Regions from separate parts of the Homo sapiens genome. Here region 2 is linked to region 1. Evidence: read pairs that join two places in POLR2A ChIA-PET (ENCODE). Cell type or tissue: MCF 10A. All regions are shown on one strand. Links, peaks and the distances in the headings refer to the core of each region. The heading gives the core; the rest is flanking DNA.

Region 1 (11,365 bases), core at 2,558-7,557:
CTCTCGAGTAGCTGGGATTACAGGCACCTGCCATCACACCCAGCTAATTTTGTTTTGTTGTTGTATTTTTAGTAGAGACAGGGTTTCACCACGTTGGCCAGGCTGGTCTTGAACTCCTGACCTCAAGTGATCCACACGCCTCGGCCTCCCAAAGTGCTGGGATTACAGATGTGAGCCACCATGCCCGGCCCCAGATTTCTCCTTTTAATATAACCTCTGACCTCAGAATCTAGAAGATTCATCTTAAACCTCTAGATCTTTTGTTTTAGAATATTTCACTGGATTAAGATGATGGAACAGTCACAAAATAATGCTTACCATAAGCATTTTTGGTGAGGGCAAAGAAGAAATGTGAGGACCAGAGAGAAAAGGGAAAGCTCATGATGTCTGCAGTAGCTGGGACATGTGAAGCACGCGAAACACTTATTTAGGAAGGATCTTAGGCTGTTTTGACCTCTACGTCAAGCCTTTTCAAGTCAAACAACATGACTCAACAGGCAAGAGAAGCAAAGACCTAGAGCTATGGGCTGGATCTATTCTTGTTAACTTCACAATGATGGATCACAAAGAAAGAGGGGAGATGTCCCTTCCTGGAGTTAGCTGAATAGCAGGGCAGAGGTTGTGATGGCATGCAGTGGGCAAAAACAGAGCTGTGTTGCACTGACCTTTAGCTTCCCACATGGCAGAGTTGACTCTGAAGTTTATCTGTGTACTGAGATATGAGAAGGAAGGAGCGAAGTCCCTTAACTCATAACCAGGGTGTCATAATCAGCCACAGAAATTCATGTTCGCCCTTTCCCTGGTTATCTGATATTTCAAAAGGCTAATGACACTCAAAGTACAACTTACAGGGCAGTGATTCAAGTTTTTCATGCCAGATCCTCTCTGAAGGCCTTCATGATGGCGAACATCACTGAGCTCCTACCGCGTGGTGGCAACACTACATTTAAGTACTATCGCATTTAATCACACAGCAGCCCTATGGAAGTTTTTATTGCTATTTAGAAGGAGAGGAAAATCTAAGAGAGGCCAAGTAACACAGTTAAGAGAAAGAGTTGCTGCCATCGCTGAGCTGTGGGGTCAGCTTCTTCCTCATGCCCCATGAAGTTCCCATGGTGCAGGGTTCACTACAGGGCCCGGAATGGAGCTGTGAGCCCTTGCTGCATAGCAGACGGCTAAGAAGAAAGAGCTAGGGGGTAGCCTAATTAAACCTCCAAGGTACACAGCTAACAGTTGGCTGAGTCTCAGAGTCAGATTTTGAGCTTAGGTGGTCTTGAGTCTAGAGCCCAAGCACATATCTGTGACTGCGTACCATCCGTTCCAAGACCCCCTAGCAAACTGGTGTGTTTATATATGCGTTTCTTTTCAGAATTTTTACTGGTCTCTCAAAGAAAACTAAGACCCATTGCCCTACAGGAAGCCAGACCCAATACCAGACATGTGGACCGGATGCCAAGGGTCCGGCCCCCTCGAGAAGGGGTCCCTAGCAGCCTGGACATCCTGCCTGCTGCAGAGCCCATTACCAACTCAGAGCCTTGCTTCACTTCACTGGAGGGGCCAATGCTCCACGGGTCCCAGCTGTGCGACCCCCTAGCTCTTTCTTCTTAGCCGTCTGCTATGCGGCAAGGGCTCACAGCTCCATTCTGGGCCCTGTAGTGAACCCTGCACCATGGGAACATCACAGGGTATGAGGAAGAAGCTGACCCCACAGCTCAGCGATGGCAGCAACTCTTTCTCTTAACTGTAGCTGCTGATATCAATTGCTTGGGCATGCATGCTCTTGAGAACACGTGCTTACTCTTCGTGGGAAGAAAGTGTTACCCAAGTGTGAGCACTTGGCTGACAAGAATGTTGTTTGCCCAGATTACAATAAAAAGCTCCCCCAACCCCAGGCACCCCTCCCCTTTCTTGAACCACACACCCAAAGCAAATTGCCTTTCAGCCTTAGATTTGAGCTTTCCAATGGGTGGGGCATGACACATGACACATGGAAGGGCCAGTAGACACTGATCACCCTCAACCCTCGGGATGTGCTCGTGAACAGCCCCATCTCAGCCTTTTTTTTTTTTTTATCCCCCTGAGGTGGAGCCTCGCCCTGTTGCCCAGGCAGGAGTACAGTGGTGTGATCTCAGCTCACCGCAACTTCCGCCTTCCAGGTCCAAGCGATTCTCCCACCTGAGCCTCCCAAGTAGCTGGGATTACAGGTACCTGCCACCACACCGGGCTAATTTTTGTATTTTTAGTAGGGAAGGGGTTTCGCCATGTTGGCCCGGCCAGTCTCAAACTCCTGACCAGGTGATCTGCCCGCCTCGGCCCCTCAAAGTGCTGGGATTATGGGCGTGAGACACCGTGCCCGGCCCCATCTCAGGCTTTAAGTATGCTGAATAAATATTATTCTCAGTGTCATGATGTAGGCAGCTTGTTCCTTTATCAGCAAGAGCTTCCAAAGAGCATTAAAGAATCAGATAGACAGAACTGAGGCCACTGAGAGAGGTGTCAAGTTGAAATTCCCAGAACCTTCAACACCCCATAGGAAACATCGCTATCTCCCAGGGGATTAAAAGGGTGGCTCAGAGTGAAAATTTACTGTTCAATACTATAACCACTAACTACACGTGGCTACTGAGCAGTTGAAATGAGGCAAGTCTAAATTGAGAGGTGTTTAAGTATAAAACACACACCAAATTTTCCAGATGTGGTATAAAGAAAATAACATAAAATCTCAATGTTTAAAATACTGATTATGTGTTGAAATTATAATATTTAGGATACTCTTGATAAGTAATCTTAACTGCTATTTTTACTTTTTTAAATGTGTGTGCTAGAAAATTTTAAATAATATATGTTACTCGTGTTATTTTTTTGGACAGTGCTGATTTAGAAACTAAAGGCCCTGGCCAGGCGTGGTGACTCACGCCAGTAATCACGGCATTTTAGGAGGCCAAGGTTGGCGGGTCACTTGAGGTCGGGAGTTTGAGACCAGCCTGGCCTGAGGCATGAGAATAGCTTGAACCTGGAAGGCAGAGGTTGCAGTGAGCCAAGATCACGCCACTGCACGCCAGCCTGGGTGACAGAGTGAGACTCAGTCTAAAAAAAATAAAAAAGACAAAGAAACCAAAGGCCCTTTGACTTAATGCCTACAGAATATAAGCAAAAGGTAGTGTTGCCCAGTGGCAGCAATGAACATGTTGTAATTGTTCTGGGAGAACTTTTTTCCCCCTAAAAACCAGCCAGAGCTTCATCATCCCATGTAATGCTTGAAAACTATGTATATGCCTGTATATATTAGCAATTATAAATCCAGGCATCTTCAGAAACCTGTCCCAGCAACATCTTTTACCTGTTCCTCTGGTTTCTGCAGCAGCAGCAATTTGTTCCTTAGGGTCAACACAGAATCCATCCAACAGACTTTATGATCTTTTGCCTGGAGCAATAAACCTTTATTATAAAACTGCTACCACTTACTGGCTATTGTTACATGCCAGGCACTATGCTGTGTATTTTACATTTACTACTTCATTTAATCCTTGCAAAAGGTTGTCAGAGTAATTACGAATGAGGAAATTGGGTTCAGATAATACATAACTTGTCCATGCCAGCTTTTCTCATTCCAAAACCTGTGCTTACAGCCATTCTGCGACACTGCCTTCTACAGGAAGGTAGTGGGAGAAGCCGGGGTTCCTGTGCCATAGATAGGAATACCAGTATTCTGGGGGGATGTCAGCACCTCCCTCCTTTTCAAGCCTTTAAGGATATTATCCTCTGCCTTGCAAGCTTTCTTTCCCTGGGCTCACAGCCTGGGGACAGACACACCACGTGCTTGGCTCAAGAGCCTTTACCAGGAGCAGAGAGGAAATGCCAGGAAGTGGGAGGGCTCCTGGTTTCTCCAGACAAGAAACTGGAGAGGGCGGAGGAGTCAGGGACATCCTGTCTCACTTTAGATGTATGGCTATCCACCAGAAAGAAGCTGCCAGATGCCAAGCCCAGTGCCACAAAGGTCGCCAATTTACACAGATGGAGAAACATTCTGTGGGTCAAGAGTGTGTCATCACCAGAGAAAGATGGATTAGTACATATTTTTTCTTTTTTTTTTTTTTTTGAGGAGTCTTGCTCTGTTGCCCAGGCTGGAGTGCATTGGCATGATCTCTGCTCACTGCAACCTCTGCTTCCCGGTTTCAAGTGATTCTCCTGCCTCAGCCTCCTGAGTAGCTGGGATTACAGGCATCTGCCACTATGCCTGGCTAATTTTTGTGTTTTTAGTAGAGATGTGGTTTCACCATGTTGACCAAGCTGGATTCAAACTCCTGACCTCAGGTGATCTGCCTGCGTCAGCTTCCCAAAGTGCTGGGATTACAGGCGTGAGCCACCGCTCCCGGCCAGGACACATTCTTTATTTGCTCAGTGTTTGGGACACTATGACAGCAAAAGTGTCTTGGCAAACCTAAAATTTTATGGAAAGTGGCTTTGGAATTAATGGCATCACTGTTAGTCATTCCGTATCTTTGAATACTGAGTACCTGGAGCAGGTGGTTGCTTCTCCTCCTCACAACCTCTGAAAGTTTTTGCTCTTCATGCCAAGGCATAATGGGGGCAGGAGGAGGAGCAGAGACTACGAAATAGTAGGAACAGAGACTGTGAAATAAATATTCAGAAATCTGGCATTTAGGCCAGACTAGCCTGCTACCCCGGAGATTATAGTGATATCTGGGAGAACACTTCGTTGTTTAAAGTATTGCTTAAAGCCTCAAATTTGTTCAGGTGTCAAAGACTCATTCCTTTAGGACAAAGGTATGAGAAAGTCTGTTTCAGCCACACAGGATAAATAGCAGATGACTGAAGCACAGAGGAGACAGGCAGGGCTTCCAGGAGGGAGGAATTTTCTTCTCTTGGCACAAACGTTTTCAGAAACAAGACCAGAGCGTTCTTGTCAGTCAGCCAAGGCCACACCTCATCCTCAGCTTTGTAGGAGTCGTGGGTGCCTGTGTGCATCATTACTGACAGGATTTGCATCCTGGGGATTTTGTTTTGTTGCAGCCCTAAGAGCCATGATCTTCCAGTTTGATCTTAACTCTGCTTTCCTCTGGCTCCTCAAACTTTTGCTTAGTAGAAGCTGCATCTTCAGAACCGGCACCATAGCTGTTTGTAAGAGCTGAGAACACAAGGGGAAGTTTGCAGTTCACACCCTGATAGGTCACAGCCATGTTTACTTGCTCTTATTTCTAGAATAGTGAGTACGCGGTGTGCTCTACCTTTAGGAATGTCCCCGTTAGGAACCTGTAAGCCCGAACTGAAGAGAACCTTGCTGTCATCACCCAGCAGGGCCCCCAGGAATACTGTCTTCCATTTGTTAGGAATCCACCAGAGGCCTAGTATCTTAGGGCAGGAGGCTGGTAAGGTCAGAGCTCTCTGCCCTCTGCCTTTTTCCCATTTCACAGATAAGGAAACTGACGCTCAGGTAGTCTTACGGACTTGCTGAAGCCTTTTCCAGGAATGCACCGGTAGGTGCTCCCTTTGCCTCTCCCCCAGTGTGATCACAGGCTCATCGCATTGCATTCCACTTAGGTCAAGCACCTTTTTCTGCCTCTCACCTTTTCCCTGGGGGAGAAGTAGAGCCCAAACATGCCAAACCTTTACTTTTCACCTAAACTTGATCAGGCCACTGATTTAGAAATTGAAGGGAGGCAGGCAGAAAGAGGGAGCTGGAGGAAGGAGAGCTAGAAAGTTGCTAGAGGTTTTACTAAAACCCACCATCCTGGATACAGCTCATCTTATCTGACCTAGGACGCCGAACAGCTGGCCTTGCATCTAGTTTATAGACTAGGCTGGTCACTATTGAGGAAGCCACAAATCAGGCAGAAAGAACCCTCCCTCGGTAATAGTCTCTTCAGGAAGCAGAGATGGGACAAAGTAGCAAGGAATTAAAGAGTTACCCCAGGCAGAGGGGGCTGCACTTTGAACCTCTGCTGGCCACGCACAGACAACTTCTGTTCCAAAGCACCATCCGATGAAATAGCATGGCCTCTCCTAATCATAAGGGTAACTTCTAGGCCTAAGAATCCCCTAGAAGGAAGGAGGGCTGGGGAGCAAAATAGAGGACAGTGTGCCCCCTCCAGCAGCCACAGTCCTTACAACACCCACCGCCCCCCAACCTGGTTTTAACCTCAGGCTTTCCATTCCAGCCAATCAAAGGCATCACACAAATTGGGCTAGTAACAATGGCAATGCTTTTCCAGCTCATAATGGCCATTACCTGAACCGCTGCATCTCTGTCTCTGAGGGCAATGGAGAAATGGAAGGGGCTGAGCTCAGCAGAGAATAATTAGGGCCTACGGAGGTAAGCCAGGTGTCTGTAAGTGTGGGGTGCTCCTGAACTGAGCGATTAAGGCAGTATGAATTTAGCCTTCTGTGTTGATCCTTCAGAAGTACAATTCTGTAGGGTTTATTTTTAATTAAAATATTCACTTTTCTTTCTTATTGCAAAGAGATTAAGACAAAAAATGAAAATTAATATAAACAAAGCAAGGACAAACCACCCCTAATTCCTATGACACAGAGCGAGCCACTTTTAGTGGTTTGTTGTATGTAATCTTTCCTTTTGAAAAAAAAAACAAAATGGAATACTAATATATATTATTGTATGATGTGCTTCATCAGTTAGCAATACACTGCGGCTATCTTTCTAAGAGAATATATATATATTTATATATAGATATATAGATAGATATCTATTTATATATAGATATATATGTATAGAGATATATATAGATACATATTTATATAGATAAATAGATACATATTTATCTATGTTTGCGGTTCACACCCTGACAGGTCACAGACACGTTTACTTGCTCTTATTTCTGGAATAGTGAGTACACGGTGTGCTCTACCTTCAGGAATGTTCCCATTAGGAACCTGTAAGCCCGAACTGAAGAGAAATTTGCTGTCATCACTCAGCAGGGCCCCCAGGAATATATATATATATAGAAATATATATATAATAATATATAGAAATATATATATAATATATATAGAAATATACATAATATATCTATATGTATTTCTACATATATAAAATATTATTTTTAGTGATTGCATGCCACTCAGTCATATGAATTCACTACATGTTATTTATCCTGGTCTCTCTGTTGGACAATGAAGCTTGTGTCTAAATTTTGACTGTTAGAAATAACACTGTGTTTAAATCTGATCATATGATTTTATTTATTTGTAATAAATCCCCCAAATTAGAGTTTTGAGTCCAATATGCACACATTCTTAAAGTTTGGTGCATATTGAAGAACTGCTGTTAATGAACATTCCTACCAGCCAGTGTATGTCTGTTTCTTAAACTCCCAACAACACTGAACATCATCAGTATTTTCTTCTGGTTTTGACCATGCTCACTTGTAAGCATTTAAGAATACAAAATACTTATACTTGTTATGATTAATATTAATTTGCTTGTCTAGAGGCCTAATACTGTGCTGAATATTAGGATCCAAAAAAGACACACACAGTCACCTGGCTCAAAGATTCTCAGGACAAAGACAATCTGTAAACACAAAGAATCAGAAATGACCCAGTGTGGGAATACAAATCAAAGAAAGTATACATATGGAAGGTGGGGGAGGGAACAAAAAGTGCATAGATAACATATTGTTTCCAGTGTTCTAGTTTTGAGACCATGACATGTGCAATGACACATCTATTAACAGAATTCCTTTACTGATTCCTAATAATTGTGAGGCACCATTCTAAGTAATCATGCAATCTCACAGTATCTTTATAGCATCCTTCCAGGAGGGGTGTTACTCTGCTCATTTTGACTTTCAGGAAACTGAGGCACAGATTTAACTGACTTGTCCAACATCATGTAAGCATCTGAGCCAAAAATGATTCATGGGATTTTGCTTATGGTTCCAGTGAGTTTTTGGACTCAGATGATTTTGCAAATTGACTCCAAGCCGTCCTAGCAGAGGAGACAGAGAAACTGCAGGTCAGTGAAGAAGCAGTTATGATGAATTTGGTTTGGAGAAAAGCAACTCCCCTAATCCATGGGTTTAGAAATGGCCCTCTGAGATAGCCAAAGCTAAGTCTCCTTAATTCCATCCTGGGGGCTTGCTCCTCAAGGAAGATAAGTAGAGAATAGCTATTGGCTATTCTTTCCCTCTTCTCACTTCAGTCTGCCAGGGGTTCTCATACTTTAGTGTACTTAGGGATATATGAGGACCTGTTAAACATGGATTCCCAGAGCAACCTCAAAACATTCTGGTTCAGAGGGTCTGGAGTGAAGCCCTGGAATCTTCATTTCTAACCATCAGGAGAGACTGAGGTAGGTGGTCCTTAGATCAAGACTTGAGACTCATAGCGAGTCGACTGTGCTCACATAATACTGAGATGAACGTGAGATGCCAGCCCCTTCCCTGCCAGAGTAATCAGAAAGCAAGCCCACAGTAGGTGGGAATTCAACCCTTTATATTCATGTGGATTTTCCTGGCTGATAGCTGGGCCATCTTACTTGGCAGTAGCAATGGCTTCTCAAGGGTCCTGTCATCCCTGTGATATTTCAGACAATTGAGAGCTGCCCCCAGCTCCTTGCCCTGACCTGTGTAGAGGGAGGGTTAGTATTTCATGCATCAATAACCAATCTCAAGCGCCCTAAAGGCCTGGGTGAGGGATACAGACTGTGTCAACCTTTCAGTAAACCTTATAGCCATAAGCTTACTTATTTCATAAAAATTTCCTAGAAGATGGAATCAGGAAGTGATAATTATTATCACTATTACTGGGATCATCATCATCATCAACACCATTGTCAAATCTAATACTGATGGACTGGCTCTCTTTGCCCAGGTATTTTGCCAAGGGCTAGTCTTGTATGATCTCTTTTAATCTTTACCATATCACTTCACGGAAGACCTTATTACAGTTTTATCCCTGTTTTACAGAGCAGGAGATTAAGGCATAGAAAGGGGAAGTAATATGTTCTAGGTCACTCAACTAATGTGTGATGGAGTCAGAATTCCAGCCCGGGCCATCTGACTCCATTTGAGTCATTTCTGTGGTTCTTATTTTACCGGTGGAGAGGGACAGAGGGGTCATGTGACTTGCCCAGGAATGTGAAGTTTGTCAGGGATGTCACTGGATCAATCACCAGGACCCTGCTGACTAGCTGCCTTGGCCTCCTTCTGCAAGGCTGCTGCTTCTAGATGGTATTAAGACAGACTCAGAAAAGGGAGAGTTTCGGTTAATTAATGGCACTGAATAGAAAGCAAGCTGTGATCCTCGGGGAACTCTACACTGTCATGTAAGTTCCTGGCGTGAGTAATCAGGAGGCTGAGCCTCTCACAGTTCTGCAGTGACACAGGTGTTACATGCCATCCATGGCTCTCAAACCATGTCTTGAGGCCCCAATTGAGTCTGGGCTCTGTTCAGGGATTGAATGTCATGCTGAGCACCCAACACTAGTTCTGATGCTCTTTGCCAGTGTGCTGGTGACTTGCCTTGAGGCTGCTAAACTCACCGTAGGCTTCCAGACCCCCTGGAACATCTCCCATCCATTCAGCATGCAAAGGCTGGGTGCAGGCCTCCAGATTGCCATGGACAAGGTCAACTCAGAGCTAGTGGACCTTGGAAATTTCACCACTTACACCAACTCAGCCTGCAGCACCAAGGAGTCTCTTGCTATTTTCAACAACCAGGTCCAGAACGAACAGATTTCTGCCCTGTTTGGACCAGCATGCCCAGAAGCAGCTGAGGTAGAGTATATATAGCCTCTGGAAACTTTAAGTTTCCATTGGAAGGGGTGGCCTTCAAGATGATGGTACAGATTTGAGTAATCTCCTGACAAGGATCACATTATTATAACAATAACCGTGTAGATCTTGAATATCATTTTTGAGATGCAATTAGTCTATGTAATTAGAAGAGTTAACATTCTCTTTAAAGAAAGCCTTTCTTTCTTTCTTTTTTTTTTTAATGCTCTGTTGTCCAGGCTGGAGTGCAGTGGCATGATCTTGGCTCACTGCAGCCTCTGCCTCCCAAGTTTAAGCGATTCTTCCATCTCAGCCTCCCGAGTAGCTGGGATTACAGGAGTGCCCCACCATGCTCAGCTAATTTTTGTATTTTTAATAGAGACAGGGTTTCATCATGTTGTCCGGGCTGCTCTCAAACTCCTGACCTCAGGTGATCCACTGGTCTCGGCCTCCTAAAGTGCTGGGATTACAGGCGTGAGCCACCACATATGGCCAGAAAGCCTTTCAAATCAATAATTGTTTATTCACCTACCCTCTTCCTCCTCTTGTTGACTGTCTGAAGTTGATGCTATTGTGTATAGACTCTTATAGTTCACTCTCATGTTCCTAAGCTACAAAGCTTAGGAAAATTAAGAAGAAAAAAATGCAGCCAGGCGCAGTGGCTCACGCCTGTAATCCCAGCACTTTGGGAGGCCAAGGAGGGTGGATCACGAGGTCAGGAAATGGAGACCATTCTGGCTAACACAGTGAAACCCCGTCTCTACTAAAAAAAAATACAAAAAAATTAGCCGGGCATGGTGGCGCATGCCTGTAGTCCCAGCTCCTCGGGAGGCTAAGGCAGGAGAATGGCGTGAACCCGGAGGCAGAGCTTGCAGTGAGCCGAGATTGTGCCACTGCACTCCAGCCTGGGTGACACAGCAAGACTCCGTCTCAAAAAATAAATAAATAAATAAATAAATAAATAAATAAAAGAAGAAGAAGAAGAAACAAATGCTTGGTTTTAAATAGAAAACTATCAATTGTTTGAGTAGGCTTTTCTTTGGCGTATATAATAAATTAATCAGTGATAATGCAAGTCAATGAGAAAGAATCAAGTATGGCAGCCTACCTTACCTACAGCAAGAAAATGAGGGAAATGAATGACTTGTATTTGTTTGGTTGTTGGGATGAACTTTGTTGGTGTCCTTCAGTATCATGTCGCCTGAAAAGTGTTGATGCAAAAGGTGAACAGGAAGGAGCAGCACAGGTCTTACTCTCAACAATGTTGCAGAACTATCATTAGCTGGAGCTGCAGAATTAAGTTTACATTTAAATTGGACCCATTCTCTCCTGGAATTCCCCATCTGACACATTTCTATCTGTTCAAGGGTTACTTGTCTAAGAGTTAATATCAAATGTCATGGAGCCTTTCTTTATCCCTTCACCTCTGCCCTCCTTATCCCTAATTCCCCAATCGAAAGTAATTGTTTACTTCTCTAAATGCCTATAAATCTATTATCTATGCATCTTAAAGAATATATTTAATCTTAAAGCTATTTTTTATATACCTTGGTTCTTGTAATAAACCATGAGCTCCTTCAAGAGCAAGGTCTCCAAAGATTTTTATATGT
Region 2 (11,365 bases), core at 2,832-7,831, 130 kb before region 1:
TGTATAAAATAACTGAGGCCTAAAATGTGAGGCACAACTCTAAACGGTGGAGCTTTAGCATGTATGGGCAAAGGGTGAAAGGAAAAGAATTGTAAGAGAAAACGGTAGGTAGAAAGGAAAGGTCCATCATAGGAGGCCTTAAAAGGTATAATCAAGAGTCCAACATTGATCTAGGAGAAGCAAACTCAGATGCCTACAGGAGGGAGGCCAATAATAAAAGTGGGTGAAATGGCAGGTGACAGTGGGGACCCAGACAAAATATGTTCCTCCCAGTGGAAAGCCACTTAGCTTTAGCTATTTCCAAATTTTCCAGATCTCTCAGAATTTCTGTAGAAACCTGAAATTTGAATGCATGTGATATCTCTCAATATTTTAATGTTGGCAACAATTTTCTTTTTTTTTTCTTTTCTTTTCTTTTTTTTCTTTTTTTGAGATGGAGTCTGTCGCCAGGCTGGAGTGAGTGCCGTGGTGCGATCTCGGCTGACTGCAACCTCTGCCTCCTGGGTTCAAGCAATTCTCCTGCCTCAGCCTCCCGACTTGCTGTGACTTCAGGCGCGAGCCTCCACACCCAGCTAATTTTTGTATTTGTAGTAGAGACGGGATCTCACCATGTTGGCTAGGATGGTCTTGATCTCTTGACCTCATGATCCGCCCACCTTGGCCTCCCAAAGTGCTGGGATTACAGGCATGAGTCACCACACCCGGCCTTGGCAACCAATTTCAATGTATGAAAAACACTGAAAAGGCCAAGGATATCATGTCTTTTAGCTAGATTTAACTGGTAGACTGAGGCTTTATGAACTCCTATAGGTACTGTAAAGTCATGAAAACAATAATTTGATATAGTCAGCTTTACGTTTTTCAGGAGTTTCCTCTCAACTCAAAGTGGAAAACAGACAGGAGGACTTGACTGAAGACAGAAGTCTCAGGCTGGTTCCTAAACGTCAAGAGAACAAGAGAGTGACATGTCAAGAGAGTGACCATGTGGCCCTCATTTAGAGAGCAACAGTGAAGATGGAGGGAGAGATATTCTAGAGGTGGAATCCATGAGACGTAGTGGGGGTGAGGGTAAGGCAAAGAAACAAGTATGAAATGTCTTCAAGGTTTCTCATATGGGTAACTGTGTAGATGGCACATTAATTAGAATAACCAACATATGCGTTAACCAGCATAATAAATGCGGGAAGAAGAAATGCAGGAAGAAGAACAGGTTTTGGAGAAAAGATAATAAGTTTAATGAATTCAAGTTGGAAGACTGTAGTTTAATGTCTGTAGGACTGGGACATGTGAAATGGACAATTGAAAAAATGGTGGAGAATGCAATGTGAAAGTCTAGGCTAGAGATATAATTTTGAAGTCGTTAATCTATAGACATTGGTGAAAGCCATGGGCATACATAAAATTAACCAGAGAAAATAAAGAGATGACAAGTCAAAACAACAATGACATGAAAATGCAAACATTAAGATGAAAGCAGAAAAAGAGAATCCAATGGAGATTCAGAACAGAGACCCAGGGAGAGACCAAGAGAGTATGGAATCAAGGAAGCTAGTTTCAAGAAGGAGGGAGGGAATCAAGTTCTACATAGATGACAAGTAAGATAAAAGCTGGAGAAAGACCTCAGAAACAGGGGTCACGTGTGACTTTAGCAAAAAAGTTTCAGAGGTATGATATCTATCATAGTATTGCAAGCAATACAATGTAAAAAGAAGTTAAATACTCTAATTTTTCCTTATATATACTTATTAAATGCCATATCTCCCCTTACCTAATGTTGAAATATTTGTACAGGATACAGACTAGATAAGGCAACTTTTCCCAAAGCCTGGTTATTTCTTCATTTAAGCCTTTGCTGACATCTAGCAGATGAATGATTGATGGTACCAACCCTCCCGCCCCCTTTCTGTTTAGATAAAACTCTACTGGAAAACATTTCAGTCCCAGTGGTGAAAATAGAATAATTTAGGTAGAGACACTTAGGAGGGAAGACATTTATTAAAGTGACAGGCTACCTGAATAGAGCACCTACCACTTGAAGCAACAGCATTTCTAAGAAAATTGTTCATCTAAATATGATAACCCTTGGAAGTCACATAAACAAACAAACAAAAAAAAAATGGTGGTCAAAACTCTAACTGCGTCCACTCAATCTTTATTTCATTTGAGCCCCATATGAGTAAACTCAAAAATAGCAAATCAATAGTTACAATGAATGTATCCCACAATCTTTATTTTTTTCTTTTCTGTCTAGTTTAAATATATTTGCAAATTATGGTCATTTTGTTCCTCTAAATAGTCACAGCACATTTTATAAATTTTTTTTTTAAGAAAGAAGATTTTACAGAAGTATCTAGGAACTCTAAGAAGTAAGGAAATCCCATTGAGCTCATTTGGTGGTGGTGGCGGCGATGAGGAGATTAGTTTACCATGTGTTTGGAATCTGTGGATAAATCAAGTAAGAGGAAAAGTATCCAACTTCAAACAAAATAAACCAACTTTAATGCTGTCACAGAATAAAGTATAAATATATATTAACATTTTATAAATCATAGAATAATAGCACTTCAGAATTATGAGACTCTTTAAGAATAACTTAACCTTATCCCCTTATGGATGAGGAAAATGCAGATTATGGTCTAATAAAATAGAAAGACCAATTCTTCAGTCAGTATAAACCTGGCTGGCTGCTGACAGAGACTTGTTTTAAATAAGAACTCAAGTGCATTCTGAATGCTTGGAGAGAAAGCATTTATATGTAGGACATAATCCAGTGGAGAAAGGTCATACCAAAGAACATCAAATATTCTGAATCATAATGAAAATTATTTAGGGGTAATCTATTATAATATTTCATGCCATTTAATATAAACAGTGGGGAGTCAGCTGAAAATAACAGCATGATTTCTTATTTTAAGAACTATAACTTTTAGAAGAAGTTAATCAAATATCTTTCATTCTTTCCCGTAAGTAAAACTGGCACTAGTTTATGTGAGACTGTACATGAGAGATAAACTTTAACCTATTTACATATTCATCCAGGTCTGTTTTCTAGAGCTGGAAAATATAATACAATAACGGTAAAGTAAGGTGAATCAGTAATTAAATGGTGTCACTCAATACACTGAGTAACCAAGTGTGGTTTGTGGGTTTACAACTGAGGAAAGTCTCAAGCCAAAGGAACCATCTCTCTTGGAAAGTTTGGCCTAATTTAGATTATATTTTACTCTGAAATTCAGCAAGTTAGTTAAAAACAAACCTAATTTGTGTCAGACAAAAATAATAGCTAATATATCTTTTGAGCTTACTATGGATCAGGCATTATTCTAAGAGCTGTGAGTACGTGTGTGTGTATGTTAATTTACTCTTCACAATAATCCTTTGAGGCAGACATTATTTCCATTTTACAGATAGGAAAACTGAAGCACAGACATTAAATAATTTGCCCAAGTTCAGAAAGAAAATAAGTATCAGAGCAAGAACTTAAAACCAGGCAAAGCTTCTAAAGTTGTATCACTTTATTTATTATTATTATTTTTTTTTTTTTGAGACGGAGTCTAGCTCTGTCACCCAGGCTGGAGTGCAGTAGCACGATCTCAGCTCACTGCAACCTCCACCTCCTGGGTTCAAGTGATTCGCCTGCCTCAGCCTCCCGAGTACCTGGGATTACAGGTGCTTGCCACCACGCCCAGCTAACTTTTGTAATTTTATTAAACATGAGGTTTCACCATTTTGGCCGAGCTGGTCTTGAACTCCTAGCCTCAGGTGATCCGCCTGCCTCGGCCTCCCAAAGTGCTGAGATTACAGGCATAAGCCACCGCACCCAGCTCTAAATCACTTTATAATAATCAATCTAGTCACATGTCCTCATATGTTTCCCTTCTTTTATCATCATTACCTCTACCCCCTATTGCCAAAGAAAGAATAGCTAGCTTGTTTATTTTTTATTTTTAAGGCAACTTACTTTAAACATTGGTACAACTGGCAGTTGTATTGGTTAGAAAGAAAAGAGGTATAAAAAAAACTCTGCTGAAAAATACTTTTAAGTGGTTGTGATCACATATACATTCAGAGTAAACTTGTGTTCTTAGCTGAAACAGTCCTTTGTCAGCAGCATATCAGGTTCACACTGACTGAAAAATTGCAGTGCCCATTGTCACCATCTACATTATCAAGAGTATTTGAATGAGTTACTGATAAATATCTGCTTAAGTGAAATGAACCTAAAACTGAATTTGTTTAATAAAGCAATAATTTTGCCTTAAATAATCTTCATGTATAATTTTTTTTTTTTGAGATGGAGTCTTGCTCTGTTGCCCAGGCAGGAGTGCAGTGGCCCGATCTCGGTTCACTGCAACCTCTGCCTCCCAGGTTCAAGCGATTCTCCTGTCTCAGCCTCCCGAGAAGCTGGGACTACAGGTGCGCATCACCACGCCTGGCTAATTTTTCATATTTTTAGTAGAGATAGAGTTTCACCATGTTGGCCAGGCTGGTCTTGAACTCCTGACCTCAAGTGATCTGCCTGCCTCAGCCTCCCAAAGTGCTGGGATTACAGGCATGAGCCACTGCACCTGGCCCAACCTTCATATGTAAATACTTCAACAACTATGGTTAGAAATGATCATGTCAGGCTTTACTTATTTTTATTTTGTTTAGAGACGGCGGGGGGGGGGGGGGGGTCTCCCCATTTGCCTATGCTGGTCTTGAATTCTTGGCTCAAGTGATCCTCCCACTTAGGCCTGGCCTCCCAAAGTGCTGGGATTACAGGCGTGAGCCATCGCACCTGGCCAAGTCAGGCTTTAAAGGGATTTGCTGAATCTTAGGTCCTACCACTCAACCTACAGGTTCTTGTCAAGGTTAACGGTGACCATCATGCTGACAATCTAATAGATACTTTTTTATGTCTTCATTTCACTCAGCTTCTCAATAGCATTCAACTTGGTTAAAATGCCCTCTTTTTTGAAATAGTCTCTTCTGTAGAAATGATCTTCCTGATTAGAAGCTTTTTTCATAATTCAATTCAAGTCATTGAATTGAACTCTAAATACAATTCTAAATACAATTCTAAATTCTACTTGAACTCTAAATACAATTCCTGCGAGCTTGGTCGAGAACTCTCTTCTCTCCCTAAGTATCCTCATTTATTTCTGAAACTTTAAATAATATCTATATGCTGACGTCAAAATTGGTTTAACTCAGTTTCTCCTCTGAAATCAAACTTGATATTTAACTCTCTTCTGAACTCAAACTGGCTATTTAATTTCTCCACTGGGATGTATCTGAAGTATCTCAAATTTAAAACACGTAAAGTGAATTACTGATTCTACAACAACTATTCCCCTACCAAAATAAAACCAACTTGCCCCACCCCTAGTCTCTCCCAACTTAATTAGGTAGTGCCATCTCTTGAAACACCTAGTCATTCAAGATAGAAACTTGGGACTTTATCCTTAATTCCTTCTTGAGAAACATTCACAGATTGAATTAAAGAATCCCTCTCCTAGAGAGAAAGCAAACGAGGAAAAAGCATTAGCAGTTATTGAATTTAGGTACAGGTACCTGGGCAATTGTACACTTCTTCTCACTTTTCTATATGCTTGAAAGCTTTCAAATAAAAATTTATGGAGAAAATTTTTTTTTAACTAAAAAAAAAAAAAAAAAAAAAAAAGACCATTACTGAATTCTTCCCATCAATGAAACGGACCATTGGCATGTGATTCCTATTATTGACCTAATTTTTCTAAAGTAAAAATACTGTGGTAAAACATTCAGGCCTCTTCAATGAATCAAAAAAGACACATTTCCATCAGTTTTTGCATTCATATACCTTAAACAATTACTGAGACCTTAAAAGCATTTGAGTTACTACTGAAAAAAAGCTCCGATTCTTAGCTTCCCAAGCCTGTTTTCAAATTTTATTATAGCCCAATATTAACATTAATCTGGGTAATAATATAGAAAATGTCCACAGGTTTAAATTTTAAAAGCAGCTAGCTGGTAGGGGAAAATTTAGAGCTTTAAACACTTGTCTTAAGAAAGAAAGAAAGATCTGGCTGGGTGCGGTGGCTCATGCCTGTAATCCCAGCACCTTGGGAGGCTGAGGCAGGTGTATCACTTGAGTTCAGGAGTTCAAGACCATCCTGTCCTGGCCAACATGGTGAAACACTGTCTCTATTAAAAATACAAAAATTAGCTGGGTGTTGTGGCATGCACCTGTAATCCCAGCTACTCGGGAGGCTGAGGCAGGAGAATCACTTGAACCTGGGAGGCGGAGGTTGCAGTGAGCTGAGATGGCGCCACTGCATTCCAGCCTTGGCAACGGAGCGAGGAAAGGAGGAGGAAAGAAGGAGGAAAGGAAGAGGAAAGGAGGGCAGGGGAAGGGAAGTCTAAAATCAATCTCACTTCTAGAAAAGAAGCTAGAAAAAGAAGAGCAAATGAAACCTGGAGTAGGTAGAAAAAGGAAATAAAAATCAGAGTCAAAATCAACAAAACAGAAAACAGATAAATAATAAAATAAAAGAAACCAAAAGTTGTTTTTAAGACACAAAAATTACAAAACCATGAACAGAAGAGGAGACATTTGTTACAGACACTACAGAAATAAAAAAGATTATAAACAAATATTATGAAGAATTTATTGTCAATAAATCAGAGAACTTAGATGAAGGGCACAAATTGCTAGAAATCTATAAATTATAAAAATAGACTCAAAAGATAATAGAATATAAGAAGTAACAAAATTAAATTAGTAAAACAATCTTTTCACACAGAAAGCTCAGACTCAAGTGGCTTCACTGATGAATTTTCTATCAAACATTTAAGGAAGAAATAAACAACCCTACACAAAATCATCATTTAGAAAACAGAGGAAGAAACACTTCCTAACTTGTTCTATGAGACTAGCATTACCGTGATGCAAATGTCAGATAAAGATACGACAGGAAAACTCCAGACCAGTATCCCTGGTAAACAGAGATGTAAAAATCCTTAACACAATATAAGTAAACCAAACAGCAACATATAAGGAGGGTTATACACTATTACAAAGTAAAATTTATCCTACGAATACGAGGCTGGTTTTACATCTAAAAATCAATTAATGCAATATATATTAACACAATAAAGGGCAAAAACAACATGACCATCTCAACAGAATGAAATAGAATTTGATGAAATCCAACACCTATTTATAATATAGACTCAAAACAAACTCAGAATAAAAGGGAAATTCCTCAACCAGATAAAGGGCATTTACAAAATACCTGTAGCTAACATCATTCTAATAGTGAAAATCAGAATACTTCCCCCTAAAATTGGATGAAAGCAAAGAAATCCATTCTTAGCATTCTTATTCAGTATTATATCAGTGTGTAGCCAGTGGAAAAAGGGAAAAATAAAAAATAAAGAAAATTTTAAAATTAAAGGTATACACATTGGAAAGAAGTAAAATTGTCTTTATTCACAGATGACATGATATTTTATGTAGAAAATCCAGAAGAATCAACAAAGAAAACTACTTGAAATATTAAAAGGGTTCAGCAAGGTTGCAGGATACAAGATGAATATACAAAAATCAATTGTATTTCCATGTACTAACAATGAAAAAATGAAAAAGGAAAGAAAAAACATAATTCACGACACAATTAAAGAGAAAATATTTAGAAATAAATTTCACAAAAGAGGTACAAGACCTGTATACTGAAAACTACAAAACATTGCTAAAAGAAATTAAAGAAAATCTAACTAAATGGATTGGAAGATGTAGTATTTTTAAGATAGCAATTTCTCCCATATTGATTTATCCAGATTCTATTCAACAAATTAATATAAAATTTCTAGAAAAGGCAAAACTATGGAAAGAGGAAGCAGGAAAGCAGGTCAGTGGTCACATGGAATGGGAGTACGAATGAGGACGGACTGCACATGATCGTGAGGGAGCCTCTAAGAAGTGTCATAAAACTCGATTACGGTTATGTTTGAACAACTGTATAAATATCCTAAAAAAATCACTGAATTGTATATTTATAATGGAAAATGTTATGCTATGTGAATTATAACTCAATCAATTTTTTTTTTGCTTTTTTTTTTTTTGAGACTGTTGCCAGGCTGGAGTGCAGTGGCGTGGTCTTGGCTCACTACAACCTTTGCCTCCCAGGTTCAAGCGATTCTCCTAGCTCAGCCTCCCAAGTAACTGGGATTACAGGCATTCTCCACCATGCCCAGCTAATTTTTGTATTTTTTTGTAGAGACAGGGTCTCACCATGTTGGCCAGGATGGTCTCAATCTCTTGACCTCATGATCTGCCTGCCTGGGTCTCCCAAAGTTGGGATTACAGGCATGAGTCACTGTGCCTGGCCAATTTGTTTTTTTATAAGAAGTAGCTGGTCTATAGGAGAAATAGCTTTTATCTAACAAATAAATCTGTTATAATATCAAAACAGTACTACTGACTGCGGCAATTGCAATGATATACCGCGCAGAATTTCTGAGTGTAAAAGACCCTTAGGGCTAATATCAAAGGCTCCCCTTGTACCTTATATGATGTTTCTTGTTGTTATTTTTCTGAAAACACTTCAGAGTGTCCACAAATATCTATTAGTCCCTCAGTTTATGGTTTACTGAGTGACAACATTTTGGGACTGATCTAAAGATTCTATATACCCCTTATTGACAAGAAAGTGGGGTGGAAAAGGGGAGATTGGAGACGACAGAATCTTCGTTAGCAATGGGAAGTCTGTGGAATAAGACACAGCTGCCTTTTAAGAACATTATGTCTAGGGAGGCAGTGCCCAACCTTGATCGAACATTGGAATCACCTGGGGAGCTTTTTAAAACAATCCCTGGGTCCTGGCTACACCTAGACCAACTAAACTAAAATCTCTGGCAGGGGATCCAGGCATCAGTAGTTTCTAAAGCTCTGCAGGTGATTCTAATGTGCTGCCAAAATTGAGAACCACTGGCTGAGGGAAGAGGCGGAGGCTTAGGAACCTTTATTTTTATGCCCAACAGGCTCCTGGAAAAGTGGTTTGGCATAGTTGCATTGTAGCACCTAGAGCTGCTGTATAATGTGGTGCAGTAGTTACCATCCACATGTGATGACTGAGCCCTTGAAATATGGATAGTCAGAACTGAAATCTACTGTAGGTGTAAAACATATATTGGACTCTGAAGACAAGAAAAAAAGAATGTAAAATATCTCATTAAAATTTTTAATATTTATTACATTTTGAAACGGTAATATTTTGTTTGGAGCTATTAGATTAAAGAAAATATATTACTAAAATCAATTTCGCCTCTTTTGTTCTGCATTTTTTGATGTGGTTACTAGAAAACTTAAAGTTACATATGTGGCTGCCATAACACTTCTATTGAACAGTGCTGATCTTCAGTCTTAAAAAGAATCACATCTCAGAGCTGAAAATGACCTTTAGAACCACTTGATACAATCTCTTCATCTTACAGATAAGGAAACTGAGGTCCAGAGAGAGAAAGTAACTGGCCTTACATGACTCAGCTAGAAAGTAACTTCACTGAGATTAGTCAGGTCCCCTGACTCCTGCTGTCTATGCTTATTTCCATTACACTTTTCCAAGGATTGTTAAAACAAAAATGCTCTATCATCTCCTCTCAAAATAGAATGTTTAATTTAATCAACTGGTACTGAAATATGTCCTTTTTTTAGAGTACATTTTTTCCCTCTAGGATTTTGATGTAAGTCTCCTGCCTACAACTTCTCCTGAGTTTGGTGCCATACATCGAATGTTCTACTCTTGTCATGAAATAAACCAAGGAAAATATAAAAAGATCAGATCTCACATTCCACTTTATACTGGGGAAAGGTGGTATGTCAAAGAGCACTTGCAGAAACACCACAGAAATAAACTTAAGGGAAAGAAATTGGTAGGGGAGGGTGGGCAGGGGGGTTGAAACACAATGAAAATAATACTTTGTGTTCCTATTTTAAGTGCCTTTCTCAATGCTATATGCATAGCAGCTAGAGGCAAGCTGGAAAGCAGCCAGGTCCCGGCTGCCAGCAAAAATTTTGTCACCTCCTTTGAACATCTGAAGTATGTTTACCCAATAGATTTCATTAAATTACACTTCCATTAGGAAGCATACAATGTTGATACTCATCTCAAAGATCAAAGGGATCGCTAAGAGGCATGTCATCCTGCTCCCCAGCTGATTGCTATTTCTGGGCCAATCAAGGAAAGGAGCCAGAACAATACTTAGTTTAAAAAAAAAAAAAAAAATTGTAGCATCTCCCCAAGGACTATAGACTAAGAATCTGCAGCCCCATTATCAAAATGAGCATATCATTAATGACAATACACATATAGTGAGTTATTTTAATACAACTCCTACACAACAAACAAGCTGGATTTGGGTCATTAGCTGAATCTGTAAAACAGTATTTATGAGGGCTGAAAAACTCTTTAGTAAAAATACAAAGTTTAGAAGATTGAGAAAGAGTTTTATTACAAATGCAAGAGAAAAATGTCGTATTTATTAATTTCACTGTGACTTTCAATAAACCAACCGGTGAGCCAAACTGGAGATGGCTATTTAATCACCGACAGGTTGTAAGACTTTTTTCTCATTTCACTATTTTGTTGTTGTTGTTGGATGATTTAAAAAGAAACAGCAGAAATACATTTATTTTAAAAAGGCAAAAATGATTCCATCTTGAGATCCAATAATTTACCATGAAAGCACTTAATTTCCAGGAACAAGTGGCATTGATTTAAAAAGAAATAAGGTCTAACCACTGAAAATTAATAAATAAAAACAAGTCATTTCAACTGGGTAAAAATATATCAGGTAAGTTTAATAGAGAGTTAAAAAGAACAAGGTAATGACAATGGCCCAAATCTTTTATTTGACGTTAGAATGGTGGCTCAGCAACAGCTCAATTTTCTAATCCAGATTTCAGGTAGTGGGAACTCTTCCAATATTTTTTATTGTGAGGAATTTGATCAAAATGGGATTAAAAAGGCAAAGTTCAGGCAAATGTTCATTCTACAAGCTCTTGTAGTAAAGGTAAATTACCTATATATAGCCACAACCCACAATCTAGATTTCAGCTGCTCCCTTTCAACATGTAAGTCAACCTCTTGGTTATCCATATTTGACACAGCATATGAACTCTAATTATCTATCTTTTGCAATTAATCATCTGACAATGACATTTCCTGCACTTATAAGCATCCAGCTGGGAACTGAGTTTTACTCTGAGAGAGAAAAAAAGAGAATTCAGGTTCCTAACAAATTACTTCTAATTAACCAGAACCTTTTTTAGTCATCCCAATGTAAAGATGCCTACAGCTAATCAAAGAATTTATTGTTTGCATTCTTAATGATACTTTAA

The links. Peaks named below come from ENCODE experiments on the same cell type or tissue, not always from the same donor. Only the 100,000 strongest peaks of a DNase experiment are listed, where the experiment ranks them.
Region 2: POLR2A ChIA-PET joins it to region 1 with 5 read pairs; 2 of 35 experiments call an interaction of 5 or more read pairs at or near these places.

The regions. Positions count from the first base shown.
Region 1 is chr10:112,354,614-112,365,978 of GRCh38, reverse strand. It overlaps the pseudogene GUCY2GP. Among named protein-coding and RNA genes, the nearest start is that of ACSL5, 14 kb to the left of the region's middle. In MCF 10A, for the core only: no CTCF peak of the experiment used is centred there; DNase peaks (open chromatin) are centred at 2,948, 3,898 and 4,928.
Region 2 is chr10:112,489,497-112,500,861 of GRCh38, reverse strand. The region is part of intron 3 of VTI1A (vesicle transport through interaction with t-SNAREs 1A); the gene reads right to left. Among named protein-coding and RNA genes, the nearest start is that of VTI1A, 48 kb to the right of the region's middle. In MCF 10A, for the core only: no CTCF peak of the experiment used is centred there; no DNase peak of the experiment used is centred there.